2 separate regions of the Homo sapiens genome follow, and region 1 is linked to region 2. The links are chromatin contacts, found by Hi-C or POLR2A ChIA-PET in ENCODE. All regions are on one chromosome and are shown on one strand. Each heading gives the region's core, a stretch centred on a gene start or an enhancer-like site at or near the end of the contact. The rest is flanking DNA. Distances are from core to core; before and after follow the strand shown. Region 1 overlaps MITF (melanocyte inducing transcription factor). Region 2 holds the start of LMOD3 (leiomodin 3).

Evidence for each region. Hi-C counts contacts between places; a loop is a spot of excess contacts on that map. ChIA-PET counts read pairs that join two places held with the same protein, here RNA polymerase II (POLR2A). Pooled maps may share reads with other maps.
Region 1: a loop to region 2 is called in a map of gastrocnemius medialis, with 2.2 times the contacts of the local background. The contact joins the enhancer-like site here to the promoter of LMOD3 in region 2. A Hi-C loop is called at or near these places in 1 of 168 maps with a recorded cell type or tissue (gastrocnemius medialis) and 2 of 50 pooled maps. POLR2A ChIA-PET finds 5 or more read pairs at or near these places in 1 of 52 experiments (A549).

The regions. Positions count from the first base shown.
Region 1 is chr3:69,789,768-69,794,919 of GRCh38, reverse strand. The region is part of intron 1 of MITF (melanocyte inducing transcription factor); the gene reads right to left. Among named protein-coding and RNA genes, the nearest start is that of MITF, 53 kb to the right of the region's middle. Within about 2 kb of position 3,664, at least 12 of the 41 ENCODE cell types and tissues checked have a DNase peak (open chromatin) inside an H3K27ac peak, as active enhancers do; they include gastrocnemius medialis, where a contact is called at or near this core.
Region 2 is chr3:69,119,817-69,124,679 of GRCh38, reverse strand. It overlaps LMOD3 (leiomodin 3), which reads left to right and starts at 2,085. Exons shown (of 3, transcript NM_198271.5): 1 at 2,085-2,587; 2 at 4,620-4,863. The coding sequence starts at 2,294. RefSeq lists an enhancer at 2,031-3,230.

The DNA of each region.
Region 1 (5,152 bases), core at 2,415-4,914, 670 kb before region 2:
GTACGAATGTACTTCAGCTATACTGTTAGACTAAAAAAGCTAGTCACCAAAGAACAAATACTATTTGATTCCATTTCCGTGGAGTTCAAGAATAGACAAAACTAAGTCAGAGTGATTGAGGTCAGACTAATGGATTCTTTCGGGAAGTGCTTACTGGCTAAGATGGGGAAAAGGGAATCTTCTACTGTGCTGGAAATGTCCTAATTCTTGACCTGGGCAGTAGCTACATGGATGTGTATCTATGTATAAATAAATAAACAAATAACAAATGCAAAGCAGCCTGGATGACACTGCTATTTTTTTAATGCATGTGAATTTTAACGTGTTGCCATTACCCTGATGACCAAGCTACCACGATTAAAATGCCAACCAAGGACATGAGAATTGGTTCTCCAGCATCTTACCTTGCCATTAAGGCACAAGAAGGGAGATGCACAAAGTTTATAGCCCAGTCCATAGGATCATCAGGTCATCTTTACAGTCATCTATTTGGAAAAGGAACCACGTCAAACAACACAAAGCCATCTGACTTTCTGTAAAAACAAAAAACAATGCTTTAATAAGGGGTCACATTTCTGATGAAGGGCCTGATGCCCAGCTTTGTTCACATACATAACACCACACCCTATTTCGTTAAGCAGACCAACCACAATAGCCACCTGCAAATGTGAAGAAACTTAAATAATTATATATATAGCTCACCTTTTCACAGAAAAAGATTATAGAATATGTGGAAACAGCAGTTTCCCTCAGTGATCTTCCCAATGGGGCTATTTTGCTCAAGGCCAGAAGTTGGGGGAGACTCTGTAGAAAAGATACTAGGAGAGGAAAGAGGTCGTTGGCTACCTGGATGCCACTGCCTCCTATACACTTCATATAGCTGGGGTGACATGGGTGGGACAATGGGTGCCTCGTGAACTGCTCAAATCCCAGTCGAAGAAAATGATGTCAGACGCAAATGGCATTCCTGCCTCATTTGAGTAGGTGTTGCCCCACCACAGCCAGAAAATATTCAAACTGTCTGATTGAGATAGCACAACTTATAAATGAGGACACTGTTGTCTATGTGCCATTATGGATACCAAAATGGCATAAACTGAAGATCATTCCAGTGCTGGCTTGTACACAGGAACTAAGTGAAGCTCACTATCTGGGGCCCAATACTGAGATTCACTTCTAATGCATGTGACATTACATTCATGTTGCCAAGTGTTGGTGAATACATAAAGAAAAGTAGTGTTCTTCCACATAACTGGGTTTTTAAATATATACCTTATATACATTATAGGAGTGGTTCTCAACAGGAGCAATTTTTCCACCCAAGGAACATCTGGCAGTGACTAGAGACATTTTTGGTCATCATAACTTGAGCATTGGGAGAGGGTGCATGCTATGAGCATTGGGAGAGGGTGCATGCTATGAGCATCTAATGGGTAGAAGCCAGGGACGCTACGTGTTCCACAACACACAGCACAGCTACTCACACCAAAGAGCTATATGACCTAAAATGACTAAAATGCCGAGCTTGAGAAATCCTTCACTATACAGCATAGATAGCTATAATGCAAAAATTCAAAGAGGTAAATCAGCAAATTAGAAAATCTGGCTGGGTGCAGTGGCTTACGCCTGTAATCCCAACACTTTGGGAGGCCGAAGCAGGCAGACTGCTTGAGCCTAGTAGTTCAAGACCAGCCTGGGCAACATGGCGAAACCCCATCTCTACAAAAAATACAAAAAAATTAGCCAGGTGTGGTGGCAAGCGCCTATAGTTCCAGCTACTCAGGAGGCTGAAGTGGGAAGATCACTTCGGCCCAGGAAATCGAGGTTGCCCAGGAACGGTGATTGCACCACTGTACTTCAGCATGGGTGGCAGAGGGAGACCCTGTTTAAAAAAAAAAAAAAAAAAAAAAAAAAAAAAAAAGCTAAAGACTTTAGCCCATAAAACAAGAAAAAATTTAAAGTAATAAAGCAAATGAAACATTTAGAAACCCTTTAATTTTCCTCTTCAAATATTATACAGGGTAAAGCTTTAAAAATATGTATGTGTAATTAAAATATGCAATGCTATCTTTTTAGTGGAGGAGAGGAAATTTTTAGTGGGGCAGAGGAATCAATCAATAAGGAATTTTATGAATAAATTGTGATAAAACTATACTATTAAAAAAATTAGCCATTAAAAGTAGCGATTTTGAGCTAAATGTACTGATTTGGAGAGATGCCAATAAAATAATGCCAGGGAAGTCAAGTTACAAGATTCTGTACCCAGAACGAGTCCACTTTTGTAAAAATTAGAAAAACAAATTTCTCTAGATACATATCTTATTTGCATGGGTTGGGGAAGGATTGTTGATATAAACCAAACTCTTAATATTGATTTCTTTAGAAGAGTAGGATTAGGGATGGTGAGTAGGGAAATTAACCACATTTTATCTATACACTATCGTTATTCTTTTGGAATTTAAAAAAAAAATCATATAATGAAAGCTTGAGCTTAAGAAGGGAGGGAAGGAAAAAGCAAGGAGATGAGAGAGGAAAGAAAAAAAGGGCATCACTGTAACAGCACATAGGAAAACTTGAATCTGTTGTTCCTATTTTTACCAGTGAGTGCTGCTGTTGACCAATTTAATGGATAAAAGCAGTGAAATAAAATTGAAGAAAGCAACTCCAAACATCTGGCCCTTTGCTCACTATCAGACCCTTTCAGCTAGCAACACAGTTTAGTTCAGTTGGCTTTGTTTTGTTTCGTTTCTCTGATCCACTACTCATCTTTGAAAATTCTGCATCAGATAGTGATGGAATCAACTAGTCATATCTCTTTTCAAAAACAGAGGCAGCAACTGTGCTAGATGACAGCTTCACTTCTGGCAAGTACAGATGAGGATTCAGCACATCCGTCTCTACTTCAAGGAGCAACTCTCAGGGCACAGCAACTTAATTATCCAAGTCTCATTCCCAGAAAGTTCCCCGAATACCTCTGCTCCACCAGTCTTGGAAACTAAGGCCTCCTCTACTGTTGTTCACTATTATTCAAAGCATGAAACTGCATTTTCCAAGTTCTACTGCACCAATGAAATAGACCCAGCATGAAACATATAGGCAGTTCTAATAATGCCTCTTGCATACACACTTAAATGCACACACAGGGATGTCATGCAGTGCATAGCTTTGAAAAACGCACAACTGCTGCATTCCAGTATTTTGCCTCTACTTGCCATTAGATGCCACCAGCCCTATCTTGAAAAACAACAGAATAATAAGATTTAAAAGAGAAAAAACTGTGCCAGTTTGAACTTTCAAATACCCAAGGTTTTTATATTTTGCATAAGTAGCCATTCTTCTTAACTTGCCATGAAGAGGTCTTGAGCCTCTTGGGTCTCTAGATTCCTTTCTATTGACAGGCATTTTCTTACAACTTGCACATAAAGAATTGCAAAACATGGTTGTTTTTGCTTGCAAAATAATGATTTGTTACCATACTATTAATCCAGTACTAGTAAAATGAACTCAGGAACATGTATTTGTCTTTTCTCTGTTATGACACTCAAACCACCACCACCACCACCACGCTGTTAAGAAGAAAACAACTTGGAGAGCTCTTCAGCGATCATGGAGTTTTCTTTCATCCCAGACTTGAATCACAGTTGCGGAGGCCGGATTTCACAATCCCCCTCAGGGACTGCAAGTGCTGGCGCCAATCACAGCATTTCCCTGATTAGCAAACTGGCTTTAGACCCTTCAAAAACTTTCACATTTGAAATTTAACACATCTATATTTAGAACATGACTTGCAGGACATTTGCTGTACGCAAAATGGCAAAAGAAAAAAGGGCATTGGGACTATATTTGTTCATATAGAAATACAGAGATGATAACTCTAGGACCTCAAACAGAAGCAGAAACCTAGAAATTAGTGTCTCTAAAAAGAAGTTAGTGTGGGAGCTCGCAGAGCATCCACCATCTACGGTCTATTATTATTGGATGCATTTGGAATTAAGAAGTTTAATATCTTAAACCTACAAATACTGTGGCCAGGAAGTTAGTATATCTGCACGAGGACTTGGGTCTTGTATAAGAAATTCGAGAGTGAGAGAAATGAATCTGAATTTCATGCCTAGGACTGAAAGTGGGGTGCTGCTCCTCAGCTACAGCCATTTGTTGATTGGACAGACTAGGGACTTGGAATTTCCAGATTCTCCAGTTTTCCAAGAGAAGCGAGATATAGGGGTTTTGATGTGAAAGTTCCTAATTTTTAAAAAATATTGACCACTATTTCACATTTGTCAAAAACTGATTGTCCATGGGCCACATTCAGCCTGTGGCCTTGGGGTTTGCAACTTCAAGTAAGATGTTGAAATACTCAATGAAGTAGTAAAATTAGTGCCAGGTGATAAATGTGAAATTTTTAAAATTGTGGTAAAAAACAAATAAACAAACATGTTACATAAAATTTACCATTTTAACCATTTCTAAATATACAGTTCATTGATGTTAATTACATTCACATTGTTGTGCAAGAGATCTCCAGAACTTTTTCATCTCGCAAAACTGAAGCTCTATACCCATTAAATACCAACTCCCCTTTTCCCACTACCCCCTCCCCCTAGCAACCACCATTGTACTTTCTGTCTCTATGAGTTTGACTCCTCTACATACCTCATGTAAGTGGATTCATACAGTATTTACCTTCTTGTCACTGGCTTACTTAACTTACTATAAGTGGATTCATACAGTATTTACCTTCTTGTCACTGGCTTACTTAACTTACTATAATGTCCTAAAGATTCATCTATGTTGTAGCATGGCATATGACAGGATTTCCTCCCTTTTTAAGGCTGAATAATACTCCATTGTATGTATGCAGCACATTCTGTTTATCCATTCACCTGCTGATGGACATTTGGGTTGCTTCCACTCTTGGCTATTGTGACTAGCACTGCTATGAACATGGATGTGCAATTATCTATAGGACCCTGCTTTCAATTCTTTTGGATATATATATATATATACATGCACACAAAACTGGGATTACTGGATCACATGAGAGGTTTGTTTGTTTGTTTTTCTGAGACACAGTCTCACTCTGTTGCCCAGGCTGCAGTGCAGTGGTGCGATCTCCATTCATTGCAGCCTCTGCCTCCTGGGTTCAAGCAAT
Region 2 (4,863 bases), core at 836-3,335:
TAACATGTATATCTGTTTGTTTGTTTTTATTTATTTATTTTAAGATGGAGTCTTGCTCTGCCACCCAGGCTGGAATGCAGTTGTGTGATCTCAGCTCACTGCAGCCTCTGCCTCCCAGGTTCAGGTGATTCTCTGCCTCAGCTTCCCGGGTAGCTGGGGCTACAGGTGCCTGCTACCACGCCTGGCTAATTTTTGTATTTTTAGTAGAGATAGAGTTTTGCTATATTGGCCAGGCTGGTCTTGAACTCCTGACCTCAGGTGATCTGCCCGCCTCGGCCTCCCAAAGTGCTGGGATTACAGGCATGAGCACGGCGCCCGGCCAACATGTATAGTATTTGTAAATATTTAATATAAGTAGATTGGAGATGGGTCCTAGTAGGTTGGTGCAAAAGTAATTGTGATTTTTGCTGTTACTTTAATCTACATATAAAAAGTATTTAATTTCTTCGTATTCTGTGACCTAGCAATTTCACTTTTTAGAATTTGTTCAATTTACTCTAAAGAAATAAACTTGTGTGTTTATAAACTATTTAGGTATAGGGATATTTATTAAAGAACTATTTGTGCTTGTGAGAATTGAAAACATTCTAAATATCCAACAATTGAGGATTGGTTATACAAATTATGGTACATCCATATAAAGAATCCTAACAGAGGGCAATAAAAAATTATTTAGTAGTAGAGTACACAGTTGCCTAGAAAAAAAGAATCCTGACTTTCTCAGTCAAAAAAACAGATGAGAAAAAATGATAGAGTTTGTATGCCTAAAAGAAAGGACTGGAATGAAAAAACTGAAATGTTAATAGTGGTAGCTTCACAGTGAGGTAAGGGGAAGATTTTGTTCTGTGCCTTTCTATGTTATCCTAACTCTTGTACAATGAATGTATATTTCGGAATAAGAATATATTTACGAGCCAGGCACGGTGGCTCACGCCTGTAATCCCAGAACTTTGGGACACCGAGGCAGGTGGATTGCTTGAACTCAGAAATTCGAGACCAGCCTGAGCAATATGGCAAAACCCTGTCTCTACAAAAAATACAATTAGCTGGGTGTAGTGGTGCATGCCTGTGGTCCCAGCTTGATCCTGGGAGGCAGAGGTTGCAGTGAGCTGAGATCGCAGCACTGCCCTCCAGCCTGGGTGACAGAGCCAGACCCTGTCTTAAATATATATATAATAAAACTTGTATATTATATATTATTGTACCCTTTGTCACACAAATAATGGCATGTAAAACACACTGTTTTGTACTTTGCTATATTGTGTAACCTTGTACACACGTTGTTTCACCCATGTAGGGGTATATCTGTAGGATACACTTCTCAAAGTGGAATTGCTGGGTCAAAGGAAATGGGCATTTGTAATTTGGACAAATGTTGCATATTGCCCCTTCAGGGTTTGAAAACAAAATCTTCTCATAGTTTCTTTTAGTATATTAGTGGTCTGGATTTCTTTTTTAACACTTCACTTTAGAGCCATTTTCATTGATATTGGCTTAATGGATACTTAATAAGAAAAGCAAATAATTTAAAATATTAAACTCACTTATAGTGGAAATCCAAGTGCTGGTTGTCCCCATCTGTTAGATCACAGGATCTAGATGCAAACAGGACATCTTGCAAAGGTTCGGCTTACACAGAGGATGAGTGACATAGCAAGACCTCTGTTCCACTGTGCACCACTTTATTTGCTTCCACACTCACCTTGTAGGGAAGAGGCAGACCCTAAGAGCTTGATTTCTACCTTCAAGTGAATTCTTTACTTCAGAAACAACTCAGGTTGCTGGTTGGATTTCCCTTCTGAAATATTGTAAGTTGCTTTAATATTTAAATAAAAACAAGTGGAATCCCCTGGAGTATTGGGGTATGTATGTATGAGCTGCATGAATTTGTGTATGGCAATATGATGGCATATAGGAAGATAATTAATTTTATTCCTGCAGAGATTCTGTAGTCTCTGCTAGTCTCTGGCAAACATAGCAGCTGTACTGAAATGTCAGATGGATTTGCGCAGCTGACTCAAGTTGCCAAAAAGAGAGCAGCATAGTTGTTCCATAAATTGACCCCATCCAGCCAAGCCCTGCTTAATATAGATCCGGCAAGAGCTTAGCTGTGATCACTCCTAGCTGCTCAGCAAACCACTGAGGTTCCTGGGAAAAAAAAAAAAATATCTCAAGGGTGTGTTAACTTGGGACACTCGTTAACTGGGGGACCTTCTTGAGGCTTTTTTCCTTCTTTTTAAAAATCATCTTTGATTATTCTTCTTTTCTAGTAAAATAATATTTAGAAAAAATAATGTCAGAGCACAGCAGAAATTCAGATCAAGAAGAACTTCTCGATGAGGAGATTAATGAAGATGAAATCTTGGCCAACTTGTCTGCTGAAGAACTGAAAGAACTGCAGTCGGAAATGGAAGTCATGGCCCCTGACCCCAGCCTTCCCGTGGGAATGATTCAGAAAGATCAAACTGACAAGCCACCGACAGGAAACTTCAATCATAAATCTCTTGTTGATTATATGTATTGGGAAAAGGCATCCAGGCGCATGCTGGAAGAGGAACGAGTTCCTGTCACCTTTGTGAAATCCGAGGTAACCAGAGATTTGTGTACAACCGAGAAATGGCTGCCTGGGATGGGCTGTTAGGTCTCTCTGTTGTAACTGTGATTTCTCAAGACTCCAGGGTTTGGTTCTGCTTTGTTTTTGCCATATCTAGATTAAACCATAATATTTAATCCTACTCCGACTGGAACTTTCTGAAACACATTTATATTTACAAGGGGAAAATTGGGTAATTTCTTGCAAATGTCTCTTTTTAAAAATTGCTGTCGGGTTTGCTGTGTCAGAAAGCCTGTGTTCTATTGCCACGATACTTAGTGACTTAACTCATAACCCAGAGGCAGTTGTCCTTACCTCTCTCTTTCTTTTTTATTGCAGGCCCCTTTGAGAAAGTAATGACAGCTCTGTAGCCTCTGTCTCTCTGGCACATCCAAACATACGCAGTGTTTCGCACACAGTGTCAAACATTTCAGTCCTCCTGAAGTCTGGCCACACAACCTGCAATTAAACCAAGTCGAATAACCAGAAAATGTCTTATATTATTACTATGTATTGGCTGTCAGTGATGACATTTAGAAATCGATGGCTATTAAGTGGTTTTGAAGCTAGTTCTTCACTTTCTAAAACCTGAAAGCTAGAATTGTTAACTCTGCAAACTTACTGTGCATGAGCATAATTTTTTTTTTTATGTTCCACTTGAAAATGACTTAACAAAAAGAGGACAGAGATGCCTCCTAGGTAAAGTCTCTTTAGGTTATGCCTGTTTACAAAGATACATCTTGTTAAATTACTCTGAAGCTGGCTGTAATTAAGGAAAGTTGTCAATTGGTTTTACAGTCAGTAGAGTTTAAACATGTGCTAAGATTAAGAAAAGAAACAGCTGGATTGATCAGGTTAGAGTTCAAGGTACAATTTGCAGATTTTTTACAACTGGAGATCAATGGATGAAAAGCCAATTCTATGTGAATGCCAGTTTCAGGGGGTAAAAACGAGTACTTGCAACATGTTTTTCCTTCCTCTGGTATAACTTGAACAGCTTGATGGTTGGCTCCCCCTTCTGGTCAAGGTGAGAAATGCAGTGGTGAAGACTTCAGGTGGTTAAGGTGACTTGTCACTGTCTCTTCTGACCTATGTTATGAGCATGAAATTTTTGCTCAAATGAACCTGTGTCTCAACTTGCTATACTGGCTTTCAAAATGATATCTATGAGGCCCACAAGTTGCATAGAAAAGCATTATAATTGATGTGCAAGAATCTAATACATATTATTGATAAAAGGCCCATTTTATTTCCCAGACTAAGCAATTATTTCTCAATGTCTGCATAATCCTGTTTCATCTTACAGCTGGCCCTGGTTCCTAGGCACTTTCTTTCACAAGAAACTGGGATAGTAAACTTGTCCTAGACAGAGTATCATGGCAGTTGTCAAAGAACTGAAAAAATAGAATCAAAATTGAGGTTTTAAATATATATATGTATATATATATATTCAAAATCAAAATTGAGGTTTTTAAATATATATATATTCCAAAATGTCAAACGTATCTAATTTCCCATACATTATGTTATGTTCTCAGAGGAAGTTCATGTACATTCTATACTAGATTAGTAGACATTGTAGGGATGTTAATTTTAGGGCAATAATTTCCTTATTCTAATATATTTATAGTATCACATTTATAATATATTGGAATAATAAGGAAATTATTGCCCTAACTCAGGACTGTTGGGTACTAGATGCCTATTTGGTAGATACAAAATCAAAGCTTCAGTGTATCGATGAACAATTCTATGAGGTTTTCAAAACAATTTTTAACTGCTTCTGAAATTAAACACCATTAAAAAGTACAGAATATTAAAATTAATAAGGTTTCCTTTTAATACTCATTTTAATTTATGGGATAGAATAACCACCCATTTTTAGCAATCAGCTATTTAAATAAGGATTATTTAAAATAGCAACCAGCTCTTTTAAATAAGCATTTTTATTATCTCCACTAGCTGATGCTCCACTTCATATTTCTTCTCTGCTATGTATTCTAACCCTCATAAACCTCTCTTGTAGGAAAAGACTCAAGAAGAGCATGAAGAAATAGAAAAACGTAATAAAAATATGGCCCAGTATTTAAAAGAAAAGCTCAATAATGAAATAGTTGCAAATAAAAGAGAATCAAAGGGCAGCAGCAATATCCAAGAAACAGATGAAGAAGATGAAGAAGAAGAAGATGATGATGATGACGACGAAGGAGAAGATGATGGTGAAGAGAGTGAAGAAACGAACAGAGAAGAGGAAGGCAAAGCAAAGGAAC